Regions from separate parts of the Homo sapiens genome. Here region 2 is linked to region 1. The links are chromatin contacts, found by Hi-C in ENCODE. All regions are on one chromosome and are shown on one strand. The core of a region is the stretch at or near the end of the contact, and the rest is flanking DNA. Distances in the headings are between cores, read along the strand shown.

What was found. Hi-C counts contacts between places; a loop is a spot of excess contacts on that map. Pooled maps may share reads with other maps.
Region 2: a map with no recorded cell type shows a loop between it and region 1 (7-fold over the local background). The contact joins two enhancer-like sites. A Hi-C loop is called at or near these places in 7 of 37 single-sample maps with no recorded cell type and 3 of 50 pooled maps.

The regions. Positions count from the first base shown.
Region 1 is chrX:16,021,917-16,026,975 of GRCh38, reverse strand. No RefSeq gene overlaps it. Among named protein-coding and RNA genes, the nearest start is that of GRPR, 99 kb to the left of the region's middle. Within about 2 kb of position 2,460, at least 4 of the 41 ENCODE cell types and tissues checked have a DNase peak (open chromatin) inside an H3K27ac peak, as active enhancers do.
Region 2 is chrX:15,901,430-15,906,740 of GRCh38, reverse strand. No RefSeq gene overlaps it. Among named protein-coding and RNA genes, the nearest start is that of AP1S2, 49 kb to the right of the region's middle. Within about 2 kb of position 3,385, at least 4 of the 41 ENCODE cell types and tissues checked have a DNase peak (open chromatin) inside an H3K27ac peak, as active enhancers do.

The DNA.
Region 1 (5,059 bases), core at 1,211-3,710:
CTGAGGCATGAGAATCGCTTGAACCTCGGAGGTGGAGGTTGCAGTGAGCCGAGATCGTGCCACTGCACTCCAGCCTGGGCAATAGAGCAAGACTCAGTCTTGAAAGAAAAAAAAAAACAGGTGGTAGGCTGCATTCAGCCCTCAGGCCATAGTTTGCCAACCAATGCTCTAGAGTAATGTGAATACAAATACATATATACATACATATGCATACAATGCAGTTAACGTATAGATACATATAAATTATAAAACAGATCTTCAGCAATTTTGAAGAAGAAAAAAGATTTAGATCATCTACTTACAGGATTGAAAGAAAACCTTTTCCAAACTGGACTACATTCATTTTTCTTTTACTAACATACTTAACAACATCAAATTCATAGCACATCCTGTGAGAAAAGATCAGAGGTCATTTCTGACCTTCCTCACTGCCAACATTTTCTGATGTTATTGACAAGTGTTATCCTCTCAAAAGGCTGCAGCCTAAATAATTACTTTCATCTTCGTTTTCATGAACAAAGTTAATACCTAATTAAAATGCCAACCCAATTAAAGATGAAAATCTTGTCAGTATTTATACCATTGAAAAAAAATAACCTCTCAGACTTGAGTGAATTGTATAGTTTTTAAAGAAACCAAAATCTAATATTGTTTGTGAAGTCGCCCACCAACCAGGGAGAAGGGACTGAGTCACTTGGATCTGTTTCTTTCTGAGCCATAAAAAGGAGCTTAATGTTCTGGTCAGGAACCACTGAAACTTAGTATTGATTTTCCGTGCTCAATTTCTCTCCCAAGTCTTGGTCTTCCACCTGAAGAAAATTTCATTACTATCAGGAAGCTTGGGCAAGTCAGAATGAACAGCAGGAAACTAAGTTCTGTAAATGGCTTCAACCTCTTACTTCCATTTTGTTAGATTAGCCAGGCTAGTTTTCTTAATTAGAAGCTGGTGCTTCACCTTCCTTAAGAACAATAAATATAGATAGTGGTTTGATGAATTGAAAATTACCTCTTATAGTGAATAATTAACTGAACATCCATGGACAAATTCATGACATTTTAGATCTTTCTTTCCAGTTTTTCAACAGCCTTCTCTCTAAGTATTTGATTTGTTGATATCTGAGGCTCTTCCCAATTATTGGCAAAAACAAATTGGCTCAATGACAATTCAATCCTCTGTTTTTTTGTGTGTATAGAGTAGAAACTCTTGAACAAACATGCTCTTGATCACATCTCTCCTATAAGAAGGTTGGAATTAGATTGGAAATTGTAGGAATGGTCCCAGCAGGACAGTAGGTTTTAGGAAAGCAGTAGCAAAAACTCAGAAAGGAAAACCATATTCGCTCACTTTTCTCTGGGTTTTCAATGTGACTATTTTTTATTATTGGTAGTAGTAACTGTGAATTCCCTGGTCATTAGACAAACTCATATTCAAATAAGAAATACAAAATTGAACAGATTATAATTAGTGACAATTTTAAAGATATATTCCTGATACTTAAAAAATACGCAGTGTCAGTGAATGTTAACTATGTGAATACTAAGCAACAAATGATTCTCATATGCTGTTGGGAGTGAATATTGATACAACTTTTTTGGGGAGTATTTGGACAATATAAATCAAGAGTGTTAAGATTATTCTGCTCTTTTGATCTGGCAACTAACTCACTTCTTGAAATTTATACTAAATGGGCCAGGCATGGTGGCTCACACCAGTAATCCCAACATTTTGGGAGGCCAATGTGGGAGGATCACTTGAGTCCAGGAGTTCGACACCAGCCTGGCCCATATCGTGAGACCCTGTCTCTACAAAAATAGAAAAACTTAGCTGGGCATGGTGGCACATACCTGTAGTCCCAGGTACTGGGGAGGCTGAGGTGGGAAGATCGCTTGAACCCAGGAGTTCGAGGTTTCAGTGAGCTATGATCACACCACTGTACTCTAGCGTGGGTGACAGAGCAAGACCCTATGAGACCCTAACTCAAAAAACAAACAAACAAACAAACAAAAACAGAAGGAATTACTTGGCCCTAAATGTCAGTAGTGCTAAGGTTGAGACAGCCTGCTTATGCTGGGTGCAGAGCTATTGCCTGAAAGCATCTCTGAGATACAAAATCACCCAAAAACTGAAGTTTTCTGCTCACTTGTTCATGAAGCAACATAAAATCCATTCAGCCTCCTGGATTCTCACTACATTCCTACAAACTTTCTTAAATGGAGTGGGGTGACCATCTTCCCCTCCTCCCTCAGCACTGTGGAGTTTACACACACTAATGTCATAATATCCGTCTACATGGAAGCCTGGTATAGACATGCAGCATTAGTCATAGAATCCCATAGAAGCTCATCAGTGCCTCCAGCTGAATCTCCCTCTTTGTTCTGATTTAAATAAAGCCTTTCTTTAAGAGCTCTTCTCAAAGCAATCCGATGAAATGCTACGAAGTATACCAAATCCAATTACTTTCTGCATTCTTGCCTAGTATTTGGAAAAACCAATCCTCCCTAAGCCACTAAACTCATTCAAAAAGCATGCCAAGGTGACCACATTAAAGGAAGTGGAATTTTAACGAAAGTCTTGACACCCACAAAGTACTAATGAGAGGGCAGGGTTGGCCTCTCAGTCAAGAGTCTCAAGTTTGCCCAGAATATTAACAGACATTCTTTATTTTGAGGCAAATGGCTCTCTCACAATGACAGAGACGGTCTGCTAATGCATGATTCAGGTGCTTTGTCACAGAATGAGTCAGCAGGATGGTTAATAAGTACCACAGTAGTATACAATACGAACATAACTGGTTTTCAGTATGTCCTCTATTTTTTTCTGGCTCAGAAGCTAATATATGGTGCACTACAGTGATGTTTTCTACCTCTCACCAAGTGAAGTTCATTAGCCTGGGTGGGCAAATAGCATCAGGGATGCTATGGAAGCCACAGGTGAGAAGTGGAGGAGGGAGTCTCAAACAGATAGTGCTCTCTCCCTGTGCAGTCCAACTCTCTTACCCAAAACATGGACGGTAATGCTCAAGACAAGTACATTCATTTCCTATCATGCATAACAAATGAAAAACAAACTTAGTGGCTTAGAACGACATACATTTATTAACTCACCGTTTTGTGGGGCTTTAGCTGGGTCCTCTGCAATCAAGGCAGGAGCAGTGGTCTCATCATAGGACTCAAGGACTTCTTCCAAGCTCATTCAGGTTGTTGGCAGAGTTTAGTTCCTTGCGGTTGGAGAACTGAGGCTCTCAACCTAGAGACCACCCATTCCATAGCTTGTTTACAGTATGGTTGTTTGTTTCTTCAAAATCATCAGAAGAGACATCCTGCTTCAGGTCTCATCTTCCAGAAGGTCTGGACCCTTTTTTAAAGGGCTCCTCTGGGTAGGTCAAGCCCACCCAGGATAATCTCCCTTTTGATTAGCTCAAAGACAACTGCTAAGGGACCTTCATTACATCTGCAAAATCCCTTCACGTTTGCCATACTTTATTATCTAGAAGCAAGTCCCAGATTCCACCCTCACTCAAGGGGAGAGAACTACACCACAGTGTGGATACCGGGGGGTGAGAATCATGGGCATCATCTTAGAATTCTGCCTCCCACAACAGCATTGTGAATGTTGAAGTTGATAGCACTGACTGGGAGAGAGTAAAATATATTGGATGTCAGAGTCCATTTCCTATCCAATAGGGTGACAGCTTGGAATAAGTCAAAACTAGCAGAGAGAAACTTGAGACCCATACTAAGCTTTTAACATGGAAGATCTGGTTAAAAAGCAGTTTCTGGAAAAAAGACTTGGGGGTCTTAATTATTTATAAGCACGTAAGAAATGTTTGTATAGTGTGACATTTTTAGGAAAAAAATTGCTCATAATTGCAATTATTGTGTAATACTAAATATATTAATATTCAGATTAAGAAAGAAAACATAAACAGTGGGCTTGGTACTGCATATGCCAAACCACATCTGGAAAGCTTTTTGACAGTTCTGGGCTTGACATTTTAAGCTGAACATTGCTCAAATGAAAGCTTGAGATCAAATCATATGAAAAATGTTTGAAGGAACTATGGATGTTTACAGAAGAAACTGAAGAGGAAACAGAATTGCAGCCATATAAGAGCTGAGGAAGCAGAAATAAGACTAATAGATGAGAGTTATAAGGAAATATATTTCCCCTCAGTATAAGAAATACAGTTCTATTGTTTAGTCATCCACAAAGGAAATGACTCATGGGGAAGGGAACTCATATTCAAGGCTAATCTCATCCATGATGCTCTTGATTCCTTTCCCACCTCCATTTATTATGCCCTTTCTCACCTTTATCTTCACCCAACCTCATTTTCTAGTTGGCAGCCATGCATAGTTTTCTCCCATTATGTACATAAAGCAAAATTCCTCAACCTCATATTCCACTAAGCTACTGGCTCTTTCTCTCATCCTCTTTGAAGACTGACTTTCTGAAAGAGTGGTGTGCACTTGTTATATGCCCTCCATAGCCTTCACCCTCCTATCAGTCCACCCAGTCTGGCTTCTGCTCCCACCAAGCCACACAAATTGGTCTTTGTAAAGTCACTGTGGATAAGTTCAGTGATGCTCTTTGCAGTTTCTCTTACATGACACTGTTGACTAGACTGTCCTTTTTGAAATCGTGTCTTTCCTTGGTTTCTCTGATATCACATTCTCTTGAGACCTCTCTGAGTCCTCTGGCCACTCTTTAAGCCTCCTTTGTGATCTCTCTTTTATATGACGTACACTAATGCTCCACCAGCCTCTGTCTTGGGTCTACTCTATTCTCATTCTACATGGTATCTTTTCTACATGGTATCCTTTTAGTGACTCCCATTGCTCTAACTGCCATTTGTACACTGCGGGACCTTAGTTCTAGTATAGATCTCTGTCTTCTGAAATCCATGTCTCTTTCACCAAAGACCAACTGGACAGCTTCATTGGAAAACTCCCAAGTAACCTGAAACTCAATGAAGTCAAACCCTGATTTATAATGCCCCACTTTGGCCCACCTCCTATACCCTCCTCCTTGGTTTCCCCATGTCAGAGAATTGTTGGC
Region 2 (5,311 bases), core at 2,136-4,635, 120 kb after region 1:
GGCTCTCTTTAATTAACACTCTGTTGGGAAGAATTCCGCACGCCCAGTGGAATCACCCGTAGTACCCAAAGGGAGTGCAGTGATTCTATTTGCAAGCCAGTGTGATGAGAAGTGTTTCCACTGAGTCATATTTTCAAAAGCATCGTTTTTCCCTCCTGTAAACAAACACCAATTAATGTGCAAGATGTAACTTTCTTAGAGTTGAATAAAAATAACACAGCAATCGGGTGATATGCAATTTGCCACTTGTACTTTCAATTTACAGACCTATTGCATGCCACTTGTGTTGGTTAAAGAAACAAGAAATAATTAGAAAGATAGGCTAATAGGGATAATAAGATATTTGTGATATCTGGGTCTTCCTCATAGCTCAAAAGACACTGTTTATTATACTACATCCAAATATAAAACAAATGATCTGTCTCCAACATAAACTATTTAGACTGAAAACCAGCCAAATGAAAGCAGCTGCCACTAGATTAAAAAGTCATTTTCTCAGCCAACTCAGATTAAAAAAGAAACATTTTATGAACATATTTCTTCAACTCAAGCAGATTTTTATTATTCTCTGTTTCAGCTGCACATAAAAATAAAAACAGCATCTCCTGGCATGACCATTTGCTAGAAATTTAATTTCAGATAAACAGATGGTGCTGAACTAAAAATATTAGCAGGGTATCATCTGTAAAATTCAAATCATTTTAGTATATGTTGTCTTTAGTCTTTTTTTTAAAAAAAACAGAAGTTTCTTTTTATAAATCTATTACACTAAAATGTAGCAAATATTTATCTTCAAGAGTGTTGAACAAGGGGCAGTTGGCATTTCTCTTGTGTCCCCTACCTCTAGGGGCTCCTTAAAAGAAATACATTTATAATATACTATTCCTTTTCTTACTTCAGGACCCTGAGATAAATCTGGATACAACTTTTTAAAGGCCACAAATTGAAGTTAAAATTCTCTTTACTGGTTGACTTACTTGCTATTAAAGGCTTGGGCACATTTTGTGCACCTGGGGGCCCAAGTTCTATATGACCAACTTCAGTGAAATGCGTGGATGCAGATAAAGGAGAAAAAGGCTGGCGCTGCAAAGAGCTGAAAGACAGTTTCCCAAATTCCATTAATAATTAAAACAAAAAATTAAAACGGCCTCTCCAACTGCTCAGCAAAAGTTCTAACCCAGGACCAAAAGCTACAGCAGCTCTGGGGACCAACGAAGGCTCTAACTGTGATTCGAAGCATGGATTGGATTAAAGCTCATTTTCATTTTGTGCCATCTAACTGCACAGCATACATCAGGTCAAACCACATTAAATTGCCAGTATTCAACCAGTTTTGACCACCATATGGCTCAACCTGATATCTAGGTTGCTTCCCAAGACCACTATTTCTAAGCCTGCCCTTAGTACAAGAACATTATTCAATGAACATAATTAAAGACAAGTAAAGACTCAAATCTGAAATCAATAGTCTATGGTCATAAATGCTAAGGTATTTTTTAAAAATTGAGTCAACTTTTGCTGCTACCAGCATCCATAATTGTGAATTAACTAGTCCAGATAAATAAACAGCTTTAGCATTATATTACTGGGAAATAGAAAAAGACAAATCTTTATATGGAAATGTATTGCTAGCCTCAAAGGGATTAAATATGTATATGTATATTTAATATTATATATTTAATGTTATATATATAGTACTTCTGGATGTATACTATGTTAGTATAAATAAGTGACTTTTTTTATACTAAGTGATTTTTAAGGAAAATTTAAGTTAGAATTCTCTTTACTGGTTGACCAGCGAAAATTTTAAGGCAAGGTCACTTAACTTTGGTACGATTGTCATTTTGGATCAGATCATTCTTTGTTGTGGAGTTGTCCTGTGCATTGTAGGATGTTTGGCAGCATCCCTGGCCTCTACCCATTAGATGCCAGTAGCACCACCCCTCTCCAGTCAGGATGCCAAAAACATCTTCACACATTGCCAAATTCCCTTGGTGGGTGGAGGGGGCAAATCCTTAACCCTCGTTAAGACTTGAGAAGACTTATTTAAGGTCTTCACTCAGTAACCAACCTATTCCATGTGTTTCTCTACCTTATGAGGGGGATAACCTCACTAGAAATAATATTTTTTCAAAGATTTTTGGTTTGGTTTGCCAGGTTTAGCAAATTAAAAATAGAGGTTGCCCAGTTAAATTTGAATTTCAGATAAACAACAAATAATTTTTTAGTATAAACATGTTCCAGGCTGGGCACTGTGACTCATGCCTGTAATCCCAGCACTTTGGGAGGCCAAGGCAGGAGGATCGTTTGAGCCCAGGAGTTTGAGACCAGCCTGGGTAACATAGCAAGACCCTGTCTCAACAAAAAAATAAAATGAAAATTAGGCAGGTGTGGTGGTGCACACCTGTAGTCCCAGCTACTCAGGAGGCTGAAGTGGGAGAACCACTTGAGCCCAGGAGTTTGAAGTTATAGTGACCTACGATTGCTCCACTGCACTCTGGCCTGGGAGATAGAGTGAGACTCTGCCAAACAAACAAACAAAAAAAAATGTTCCAAATATTGCTTAGTGTTTAATCTGGCAACCTTATTTTCAGTGAACTGCTAATACCATAAAAAAATTACTATAAATTAATTGCCAATTCATGACAGAGGAAAACAGGATTAAACAAAATGACAAAGATAACAGTTCACAGTTAGTGAGTTATAGTGAAAACAGCACATATTTTGGAGCCAGGTGTCTGAGGTAGAACCTGACTCTGCCATTTTGGAAGACGTGACCTTGGGCAAGCTAACTTATCTGAGTCTCCCTTTCATCTTTTATTTTTTAACAAATGGTGGGGATTGGGGGTGGGAGAGGGAATTATAATTCTCTTACTAGTCACTGTTAAGACTAGTAAGAGAGTTACTTACTAGTATTATTATTATTATCAAACAAATTGCCTCCTAAATGCGAATTGTATGATAAAGAGAAGCAGCTCTTTAAGGATGAAGTGAATAGTATGTACCATTTCTAAGCACTTGGTACTCTTTGGATATGGTGGACCATAGCCCCAGGCATAAACCACAACAGACAGTACATCAGCTGGCACCGCACTGCCCCAGATGTAATCTAATAGGCTACAGGCAACACCTGCTGGGGTCAAGAGGGGAAGAGGAGAGATCTGAGGTTCCTGTCCGCTCATCCCTGTCAGTGACTAACAGCATCTGAACCACCCACTCAGGGCCCTTTGAATAGTACTGGGAGCATACACTGAGCAGAGAGGCAAAGACCTAGAAAAAGAAACAACCTGCAATTGTAGGGCCATGGGGTTCTCCTCTTACAATTACCTTGCGGTTGGTCTGATAATGTTGAAACTTTATTAAAGCCTTTTTTGAAAACGGTACTTCCCTAGATTTCTATTTCTTCATCTGCTAAAGGAAGAGGTGGGGCAGATGAACTCTAACGTCCATTTCCACTTTCAAAGATTATGTGACTTCTCCCTTTGAAGACCCAACAAAAGTCTCACTTCCTCCTGAAGGGCTCTGCTATGGAAATCCTGCCAATGCTAATCTCTCTCTTAGCTTTTACTGTCTTTACCATCCATTAAAGAAAAGTAAAACACACTTTGAATATATACAACTTGCATTTGTCAATTACATATTTGTGAAAAAGCACAGCATGATAAAAAATTTTATGTTAGAATGACTAAATAAAAAAGCTCACTTTGTTATGCAGTAAATCAGAGTAATTTACAAGGGTACATCAACAGCCAGTAAATAGTGAACAAAACTGAATTAAAGATAATATTTATGGCAGGGCACAGTGGCTCACGCCTGTAATCCCAGCACTTTGGGAGGCTGAGGCAGGTAGATCACCTGAGGTCAGGGGTTCAAGACCAGCCTGGCCAACATGGCGAAACCCCGTCTCTACTAAAAATACAAAAAAATTAGCTGGGCATGGTGGTGTGTGCCTGTAATCCCAGTTACTGGGGAGGCTGAGCCAAGAGAATTGCTTGAACCCAGGAGGTGGAGGTTGCAGTGAGCCGAGATTGCACCACTGCACTCCAGCGGAGGTGACAGAGCAGGACTCCATCTCAAAAATAATAATAATGATGATAATAATAATTATAAAAACAAAATGAGCCATGTGCAGTGGCTCACACCTGTAATCCCAGTACTTTGGGAGGCTGAGACGGGTAGATGGCTTGAGCCTGGGAGTTCAAGACCAACCTGGGCAACATGGCAAGACCCCATCTCTACAAAAAATACAAAAATTAGCTGGGCATGATGGTGTGCACTTGTAGTCCCAGCTACTTGGGAGGCTGAGGTGGGAGGATCGCTTGAGCCTAGGAGGTCCAGGCTGCAGTATGCAGTGATCACACCACTGCACTCCAGCCTGAATGATAGAGCAAGAGCCTGTCTCAAATGAATAAATGAAACAAAAACCCAAACTACCACGAATTACTTCATACAATTAAAAGATTATATTACACATATAAGGTGATATGGTTTGGCTGTGTCCCCATCCAAATCTCAACTTGAATTCTCACGTGTTGTGGGAGGGACCTGGCGGGAGGTAATTGAACCATGGAGGCAGGTCTTTCCTGTGCTGTTCTCATGGTAGTGAATAAGTCTCATGAGATCTGATGGTTTTATCAGGGGGAAATTCCCTGCACAAGCTCTCTCTTTGCCTGCTGCCATCCATATAAGATGTGATTTGCTCCTCCTTGCCTTCTGCCATGACTGTGAGGCCTCCCCAGCCACGTGGAACTGTAAGTCCATTAAACCTCTTTCTTTTTTAAATTGCCCAGTCTCGGGTATGTCTTTATCAGCAGCATGAGAACAGACTAATATAGTAAATTGGTAGCAGTAGAGTAAGGCACTGCTGTAGATATCTGAAAATGTGGAAATGACTTTGGAACTGGGTAACAGGCAGGGGTTGGAACAGTTTGGAGGGCTCAGAAGAAGACAGGAAAATGTGGAAAACTTTGGAACTTCCTAGAGACTTGTTGAATGGCTTTGCCCAAAATGCTAACAGTGATAACAGTGATATGGACAATAAAGTCCAGGCTGAAGTGGTCTCAGATGAAAATGAGGAATGTGTTGGGAACTGGAGCAAAGGTGACTCTTGTTATGTTTTAGCAAAGAGACTGCTGGCATTTTGCTCCTGCCCTAGAGATTTGTGGAACTGTGGACTTGAGAGAGATGATTTAGGGTATCTGGTGGAAGAAATTTCCAAGCAGCAAAGCATTCAAGAGGTGACTTGGATGCTGTTAAAGGCATTCAGTTTTATAAGAGAAGCAAAGCATAAAAGTTCAGAAAATTTGCAGCC